Regions from separate parts of the Homo sapiens genome. Here region 1 is linked to region 2. Evidence: chromatin contacts called from ENCODE Hi-C data. All regions are on one chromosome and are shown on one strand. The core of a region is the stretch at or near the end of the contact, and the rest is flanking DNA. Distances in the headings are between cores, read along the strand shown.

Region 1 (4,607 bases), core at 1-2,500, 2.6 Mb before region 2:
ATACTATATGTGCACATGTCGACTCCATAAAGGCAGGGTCTTTTTCTATTTTTTTTTTTTTTTTTTTTTTTTTTTTTTTGAGACGGAGTCTCACTCTGTTGCCCGCCCAGGCTGGAGTGCAGCTGTGCGATCTCGGCTCACTGCAAGCTCCGCCTCCCGGGTTCACGCCATTCTCCTGCCTCAGCCTCCCGAGTAGCTGGGACTACAGGCATCCACCACCACACCCGGCTAATTTTTTGTATTTTTAGTAGAGACGGGGTTTCACCGTGTTAGCCAGGATGCTCTCGATCTCCTGACCTCGTGATCCGCCCGCCTTGGCCTCCCAAAGTGCTGGGATTACAGGCGTGAGCCACCGCGCCCGGCGGGACTTTTTCTATTTTGTTCATGCCTATCCCAGGACCCTGAACAATGCCTGGCCTACAGAAAGCACTTAGTATCCAATGAGGAAATTACTTAAGTAATCGTCACCTCTGCTACAGTCTCAGTCTCCAACTCTTGTAGGTTTTTCATGTGTTAGACATTTACCTCTCATCCTCCCTGCTACCATCAACATCTCACTTGGATTACTGCAAGAAATTCCCTATTCATCTCCCAGCCTCACGACATCTTAGCCTCCACACCAGTTTTTCTACACCACATTCATCCTCACTCCTTCAGACACGGAGCACAAGAGTGGAAAGTGGAGTTTTCATGCTCTCTTCCCAGTTATGCTTGAAAATGCACTTGGGTGCTAGTGAAGCTAGTGGTGTTGTCAAAAAGCCTTTTGGGGTATTACCCACCAAAAACAGCAGCCCACCCCTTTCCGGCCCGCTAAGTCCATGTGCGTGCGAATTTGGGAGTGGGGTTGGGCTTGAGGGTGGGAACAGTGAGAAGGCGCGGCCCTTGACTCTCCAGGCTCAGGCGAACCAGACCTTCTGAACTGCAGCTCTAGTCGCGACAATCCGGGCAAAGCCGCCCTCACCCCAGCCAGTCGCACCAGCCAACGCCCCGAGTTCCGGGTCCACGTTCCCCCAGCTGGGCGGACCCCCAGTGCCGTAAAGACGCTGCTCCCCTTGTCTCCCAGCGACCAGGCCTCACCTTGTCTGGTGTCTCTTTGGCCACGCCGCAGCGGACCCAGGCCACGCACGTCACCTGGCGGCTGCGGTTCATGGTCCTCAAGTCAAGGGCGTGTCACGCTAGAAACCAGGCTGCATAGGGAGGGACCACGACCGCACTGCTGCCACACGCTCAGGGATCTGCACAGGGCCGCTGCCAGGGCAGAGCGCATGCGCAGGCTCCTGTTTGGGCAGCGTCGGCGCTCATTTCAGACGTCATTCTGAGGCGCCGAATGAGAAATAGGAGGGGACAAAATGGAAGCGGAAGCAGCCGGGCGAGGAATCCACGTGGGCTGGTCTGGGCTGTGTGAAGTATAGAGAAAAGGCTTTTCAGGACTGCATGTGACGATGCCTGCGGGCTTTGTAAAGGCCAAGAAAATATTTGGGACTGTAGGGGTCAGTCAGAAGCAAAGTTTCACCAATCTTTATTTTGCTTGCAGTTCCGTAGACTTCAAGCTGACAAATGGCAGAGGTTTGTGGTTTGCGTTTTTTAAAAAGCTTTCTCCAAAATGAATTTGTCGTTTCACGGAGATCCCACCATTACATCTCATTACATCCCTAAATGTTACTTTCTCACCTTAAAACATTTAGCACCAAAAAAAAAAGTGAGAAAAAAACATTTAGCACCAATTATATACTAACTATGCAGTAGTGATTTAGTCTTGGCAAACACAAAGGGCTTACTTATGTTGAAGGCGCTGTTTTGAGTGCCGTATCACGTGATTACTTACCCCTTTGTGGGAGGTCTTATTTCCGTTTTACACCTGGGAAAACAGCGATCCTTCCAAAGGTCACACTGCTAGTAAGCGGTGCAGCTGGGATATGAACCCGGGCAGTGTGACTCCCTTGTATCTATGTCATGCTTCTCAGCTAAGATCAGTCATCTGTTAGAACTCGTGAGTGGCTGGACGTTTGTAGAATGGAAAATCTCAAACTAGCATCCCAGAAAAATCTGGGTTTTGATCTCTTGGCTGTGTGGCCCTGTCCTGGTCATTTACCCTCAATGCATCTACCTCTGAGAGAGGCAAGCAAAAGAAACAGGAAGGTGGCTGCTATGGGGAAACAGTGGCAAGGATAAACTGGCAGTACACATGGTCTTTCCCAGTGGCATTGTCAAACGGGGGGTGTCCACCTGTGGGCTCTATTCGGGGACCTTTTTGCAACACATTTATCTTTCTATACAGTATTTTACTTGGTTCTCACAACACTTTGTTTTAAAGATGAAGCTAGAGTCCCCAGTAGTCAAATACTTTCCTACTCAGATCACACACAGAGGAGCTGATACAACTATGAGTTCTGTCACCAACTCTACTCAGCCTAATGCGCTTGGCAATCTCCCTGCCTGAGGAGAGATCCTCCCAGAAGTAAATTGCTCATTGTTTGTGTAGGCAGATTATTTGTCCATTAAGACTTCTCCCCCTGCTCTGTTTCTGTAAGATGATTCTTCTGTGGTTTCTTTGCTTTTAACCCATTTTAGAAAGACCATATGGCAGATAATATTTTTCAAGGATGGCTGCAACAATAGAGTCCTTCACACATGTTTGTCTGCAACGTGATCTTGATATTCCTCCATCAAAGCACCCCCCCCCGCCCCCACCAACTTGAATCTGGGTAGTTGTAGGTCTGCTTTGGCCAATAAAGTATGACAGAAATGATGTTTCCAAGGTTAAGTCATAAATAGGATGCAGGTTTTGCTTCCCCACCACCACACCCACTTCTCCACTTCCACACCCCCCACCCACTCCCCCACTGCCCACCAGTAGAACACTAATGTTTGGAGCCCTGAGCCACCATATAAAGTTTGGCTACTGTGGTAGTCTGTTCTCACACTGCTAATAAAGACATACCCAAGACATGATAATTTATAAAGAAAAAGAGGTTTAATGGACTCACAGTTTCAGTTGGCTGGGGAAGCCTCACAATCACTGCAGAAGGCAAAAGAGAAGAAAGGCATGTCTTACATGGCAGCAGGCAAGAAGAGAGCATGTGCAGGGGAACTCCCCTTTATAAAACTATCAGATCTCAGCTGGGTGCAGTGGCTCATGCCTGTAATCCCAGCACTTTGGGAGGCCGAGGCAGTTGGATTACAAGGTCAGGAGTTCTAGACAAGCCTGGCCAACGTAGTGAAACCCCGTCTCTACTAAAAATATAAAACTTAGCCGGGCATGGTGGTGCATACCTGTAGTCTCAGCTACTTGGGAGGCTGAGGCAGGAGAATCACCTGAACCCAGGAGGCGGAGGTTGCAGTAAGCCGAAATCGCACTGCTGCACTCCAGCCCGGGCAACAGATCAAGACTCTGTCTCAAAAAATAAAAATAAATAAAAATAAATTAATTAATTAATAAAACCATCAGATCTCATGAGACTTATTATCATGAGAAAAGCACAGGAAAACGCCGCCCGTATGATTCAATTACCTCTCACTGGGTCCCTCCTATAACACATGGGGATTATGACAATTCAAGGTGAGATTTGGGTAAGGACACAGATCCCAAACCATATCAGCTACCCTGAGTCCACTATGCTGTTAGGAAACCAAACCACATGGAGAGACCACATGTGGTACTCCAGTAGACAGTTGTAGTTTTTGAGTTAACCCAGACCTGTAAATGAAAGTGCCTTTAGGTGAATCCAGCTCCCAGACATTGATTCACTCCCAGCGTTTGAGCTTGCTCAGCTGAGACCCAGCCATCATGGAACAGAGACAAGACATCCCCACTGTGCCCTGCCCAAATTTCTGACCCCCAGAATTTGTGAGCTTAGTAAAAGATTGTTTCTAACCACTAACTTTAAAAGAAAAAATCCTTCCATAATTTTTATTATAGTAAAATATACATAACACAAAATTTGCCATTTTTAAAAAGAGACAGATTTAGGGTGGGCTCCGTGGCTCGGCCTAAATCCACTTTGCCCTCCTTTGAGAGGCCAGCACTTTGGGAGGCCAAGGCAGGAGGATCACTTGAGCCCAGGAGTTTGAGGCCGACCTGGAAAACAGCAAAATCTTGTCTCTACAAATAAAAAAATTAGCTGGGCATGGTGGTATGCACCTGTGGTCCCAGTGATGGCAGCAGCTGCTGCCATCATGCCAGCTACAGCAAGGAGGCACAGCTGGGGCTGCATGCTCCATGGAGCCAGTGGGAGCCCTGCCCCTTCTGAGTTGGGGCAGGAGCTCCCGGGGTACTGCTGCAGTCACCCAAACTGCAGCTGCAGACCCAGGCCTCCTGCTTTACAGAGCAGGCAGCAGCCACCCAAACTGCAGCTGTGGATCTGGGGCTCCCTGTGCTCTTGGTGGGAGTGGCGGGAGCAGGCAGGATCTGCCCTCCCAGGTGCAGCTGCAGCCGCCCGACCAGTGGCTGCAGACCTGGGCCTCCTGCTCCGCAGAGCAGGCAGGAGCTGGGGACAAGTGGGATCCCTGCCCCTCCCAAGTTGGCGGGGTGGGAACTCCCAGGGTGCAGCTGTGGCTGCCCTCTCAGGTGCAGGACTGGGCCATCTATATAGCCTGTGCCCTCAGGG
Region 2 (4,760 bases), core at 2,212-4,711:
CTCAGTTGAGAGGTATACTCCTCAAGAAATTTCCCATAATTCTTAAGTTGGACTTCGGCATGAATTTCTAAGTTTAAATTTTAAAACAGTATGTGATAAGTGCAAGTAATGAATTGCAGGACATTTACTTCAAATAACCTCAAAAGTCACGCAAAGCACTGTTAATTATTACTCTGGAATGTCTGGACTTCCTGAAAATAAAGTTCCAAAGTTAAACAACAATTCAGCTTTCAATCTTCTCTATACACGAAATAATTTTAAAAGCAGTAGATGTTACCATATATAAAGTTACTACCTTAAAACCCTAACATATTATGAAAAAGCCACTAGCCCATCTACCCCCATAATAGAGGGCTTTGAACCAATCTGAAAAGTGCCTTAAACAATTCAATGTCCTGATTCTATCTTTTAGTCATGAACAACTCTTTTGCAAAAACAAATATTCATGATCTGAAGGTGAAAAAAACAGTCTGTCACAGAAGTAACACTTAAAAATGTAGTTTTTAATTCTATACACACTAATGTTTAATAATACACCTAAATATTTTTAAATGGAGGTTTTATACCTGCTTGAGCATATTATTTCTATAATGTCTAAAATTTAACCAAGATATTTGTTAAATTATTTAACTGTCATAATCAAGTTGGAAAAACCAGCAAAGAACACTGCTTGACTACAGAATACTATGCTGTTCTTCACAGAATTAACACATTCATAGGTAACTTTAAGGAATCATTGGAATAAGCTGGATTTTAAAATATGCCTATTCGTCAAAGTATTTCACGTTACACATAAAAATTCATTACTTGTTCCCAAAGGTAACAAATTCAACTCCAACTCAGTTTCTTTTATTGATATGAATAACTTTATTCAACCTTTGTCTTCTAAAAAAGGTAAAAATTTGCTCTCCTCAAATTAGCAATGTGAAGCAAGTAAGAGAAAGTGTGTTCTGACTCATGCTGTATTAAAGTATAAAGACCTAGCCCCCACTCTCCTTTATTCTTCAACCACATAAAGTTTTAAATCCGGTGAATCCATTTAGTTCATTAAGGTTTCTGTCTTATTATAGCATTAATCTAGGCAATTTTGGAAAACAATTAGTCTAGATATGATTCACAGACCAAAAATTAATGAACGCCAAGCACAGGGAGGTGTTCTCTTCCCTACAGCTTACATATAAGACTGCCCAGATTCTCAGAACCCCAAATAGTTGTCTTATTCTCAACTACACAGGAAATGACCAGTCAAAGCTGCATTTGACCAGCAAATGACTTCTTAAAGACAATGCTAGGCCGGGCATGGTGGCTCACCCCAACACTTTAGGAGGCCAAGGCCGGTGGGTCGCTTGAGACCAGGAGTTCAACATGGCAAAACCTTGTCTCTATCCCAATTTAAAAAGAAAAAATCAGCCAGCTACTAAGGAGGCTGAGGTAGGAAGATCACCTGAGCTCAGCTGGTCGAGGCTGCAGTGAGCCGTGGCGATGCCACGGCACTGGGCGACAGAGTGAGACCTTGTCTCGAAAAAAAAAAAAAAAAAAAAAGACAATGCTAGAGAAACACCACGCCAATAAATCACTCCTTTAGTATGTTCAGGGATTCACAAACAGGAAACAGAAAACCTAAAATAACATTAAAAGTTCCTTGCTGACAATAAACGGTTGTAAAATTGGTGAAAGTTAAAATAACAAAAGTTGAGATAAGAACTACATGGTAATTTTTTAAGAGTAAAAATTCCAAAAACCTACTTAACATGCTCATCTTTGTCAACAGACTGCACTCCTTGTTTTATCTTTTTATCCCTAATATCTAGCACAGCCACTGGTTGTAGAAAATATCTGTTGAGTGAATCAGACCATTCTACTCCAGGCTGAACCATTTTCAAACTCAATTAACATAACTCTATTCCAATTTTTTTTGAAGATACCAGTTCGTCATCTTTGTCCATAAAACATATATGACAAGGTACAGTTCACTTTATAACAATACAGAATCCCCTCCACAAAAAAAAATTAAAAGATTTTGTCATTATCTCCAAGGTTAATTTTTATGCTGCATAAGAGCTAATACCTTATTATCACCCAGGCTAGAGTGCAATGGCGCGATCTCGGCTCACTGCAACCTCCGCCTGCCGGGTTCAAGCGATTCTCCTGCCTCAGCCTCCCAAGTAGCTGGAATTACAGGCGCTCGCCACCAAGCCCAGCTATTTATTTTTTAGTAGAGACGGGGTTTCACCATGTTAGCCAGGCTGGTCTTGAACTCCTGACCTCAGGAATGTTTTGTGAAAAACTGCAACCCATCCTGGATGTAGCTCACTCTTCTCTGAGAGACTTGTAAAACCTAATTCATCTAACATTGTAGGCATTAGTCTCTCTTCGTAAATCAAGCAAAATTCATCCGGAATTTTTAAAAGCAACGTTCCACCTTTTGGGAAAACTATGAGGGAAAAAAAAAATCACAAACAGCATGCTCCAATCTCTCTTAGATCACTTACACAGATTACTATGACCAAAGATAAGAAGCAGATTGCCAACTTGTATTTATTTCAAGTAGAGTTTCACTACAATTAATTTGGCCTCAATATTTTACTGAAAGAAACACAATTTGTTTATTTCGGGATAGACTTCTAAGTTAAAATCAGACAATTCGATCTTGTGAAGCAAAATTTGAAGATTTGCTGTAATTTTTGAAGCCTTTATAACTGCGATGGAAACTGCAGAACATCACTGAAAAATATCACTTAGCATAAATAAAAGGCCTGGAAAATGATAAAATGACATTCACGTGTTTATTTTCGCAGGGTGAAAAGTTCTTTTTTCGCTCCCTTCTACGGTTATAGCAACGCGATGGGAAAGACACCCAAACTTGCAAAAGTTGATTTGGGAGGAAAAGAAGAAAAACAGGAAACCGAAACAGGAACCCAGACATCAGCGTCCTCCAGAGCTGAACGCTCAGAATCTGGCGAAATCCCCAAGAGGCCAGAGACAGAAGCAGCCTGGGATCCCGGGGCCGCTGGGCCTCCCGGGCGCGCCCCGCCCAAGCCCCGGGGCAGCTGAAGGGGGACGCCGCTCCCCGCGGGGCACCGCAGGCTCCCCAGGAGAGTCTCCGCCTCACACGCCGAGCCCTGAACGGGCAGCCTGACCCGCCGTGGCTGGGACCCCAACCCCGAAAGTAACGCTGGAGAGCGCGTCCCTCGCACACCCCAAGGGCTCTGAAGTGTCCCGCACCAGACGGCTGCGCAGCCGTCCCTCTCGCAGGAGCGCTGCCCAGCCCAGAACAGCGGCGGGCCGAAGGAGCGTCCACCCGCAGCCCTCGCCCTGCAGCTCCCTTACTCTGCGAGCCGTCGTCAACGCGGTCAAACTCCCAGTCCGGGGACAGAGTCTCCACCGCCATCACCCCGGCGCCTCCCACAGACACAGCCCCAACCAGCCCGTGCGGCGACGACGGCCTCACCCCAGCTACTGTCACAGCACGTGACTTCCGGCCCCGGCCCCGCCTCCGCTCGCGAGGGCCGGCCGGGCTCGTTGCCCCTGCGACCGCGGGGGCCCCTGGGAAAGCGAGTCCTCCGCCGTGGCCGAAGGCGGCCGCCATGGCGCCGGCAGTGCCAGCGGGCGTCTTGCGACCCGGCTCGGGCTTCGCCACCATTCACTGTGCTTCTCAAGCCACTTCGGCACTCTAATTTCGCCCTGCTCTCTCTAGACGATTTTTAATACCTGGGAAAGTTACTCCCCAGTCTAACCTAAAAAGGTAGAATTGATGGGGTGGGGAATTAACAGGAAGGCATGATCCTCGAGGATAACGCTGACCAGGCGCTTCTTCCAACAAGCCTGTTTCCCTCTCTGTCGCCACCGTAGGAGTTCCTACAGCTCTCCCGCACATTCTGTACGGATTGTTTTTTAGTCAAGACGTTCTGTGCGAGAGGAGAAGTTACTTTATGAACACCCTAACAGGGGATCTTACGACCTCTTCCCCGCTCTCCACTCAGTCCTTTTAAAAACGCGAGGCAGGATGAAGAACGCTATTGAAGTACATTCTAAAATGATCCCACCTGCAATTTGGATTTTTGGAGAATCGGGATCGGTGTAAAATTCTACATGCATACACGTATTTGCACAAGAATATTTATAGCAACGTGGTTTTTAATAGGAAACTATCTAAATGTTCATTACAAGTGAATTACATAAAGCTCAATACATCCATACTACGAATCACTGAAGAGCTGCTAAAATAGATGAAATATATTTATAATGGCATGAACAACCGACACAAGACAGTTGCAGAGTAATGTGTATTTGTGATTACATTTATGTTTTTAAGTTATACAAACGCGTATGTGCCTACGTGTATGTAAATTCATAGGAAGACAAATCAGAGGACGGTGGTTACCTGGGGAAAAGCATGTGTTGGTGAGTAACAGGATTTTCAAGTTTTGATGTGTCTACTTATGTGTTTTGAATCCTTAACAATGAGAATTTATTAGGGTTTTACTCTTGTAATCTTAAAAAGTACCGAAAAGAACTAATCAATGTAGGCAAAAGGTCTATTGAAGAGCATTCTTCTGAGGTCATTGGATCTGCCCTGAGTTAAATGTTTATTGAGTGCCCACTGGGTACCAGGCACCAGGCTAGATGCAGAAACTATAAAACATGTAAGAAAATTGCTTTCTGACCCTATGGCAGACTTAGTGGGCATTTCAGAAAGAAAAAAAAAATCTTGAAAAGAACAGGCATCCTTAGGGTCTAATGGCTGACAAACTTTTTTC

What was found. Hi-C counts contacts between places; a loop is a spot of excess contacts on that map. Pooled maps may share reads with other maps.
Region 1: a loop to region 2 is called in a map of CD8-positive, alpha-beta T cell, with 4 times the contacts of the local background. The contact joins the promoter of PWP1 here to the promoter of WASHC4 in region 2. A Hi-C loop is called at or near these places in 2 of 168 maps with a recorded cell type or tissue (CD8-positive, alpha-beta T cell and naive thymus-derived CD4-positive, alpha-beta T cell) and 10 of 50 pooled maps.

Annotation. Positions count from the first base shown.
Region 1 is chr12:107,682,442-107,687,048 of GRCh38, reverse strand. It overlaps PWP1 (PWP1 homolog, endonuclein), which reads right to left and starts at 1,250. Exons shown (of 15, transcript NM_007062.3): 1 at 1,078-1,250. The coding sequence starts at 1,149. RefSeq lists enhancers at 912-961, 1,182-1,441 and a silencer at 3,871-4,128.
Region 2 is chr12:105,106,432-105,111,191 of GRCh38, reverse strand. WASHC4 (WASH complex subunit 4) reads right to left here and starts at 3,461. Exons shown (of 33, transcript NM_015275.3): 1 at 3,331-3,461; 2 at 1-67. The coding sequence starts at 3,391. It overlaps LOC414300 (a long non-coding RNA gene), which reads left to right and starts at 3,550. Exons shown (of 2, transcript NR_121211.1): 1 at 3,550-4,404. RefSeq lists enhancers at 1,195-1,354, 3,193-3,352 and silencers at 2,913-3,162, 3,373-3,652.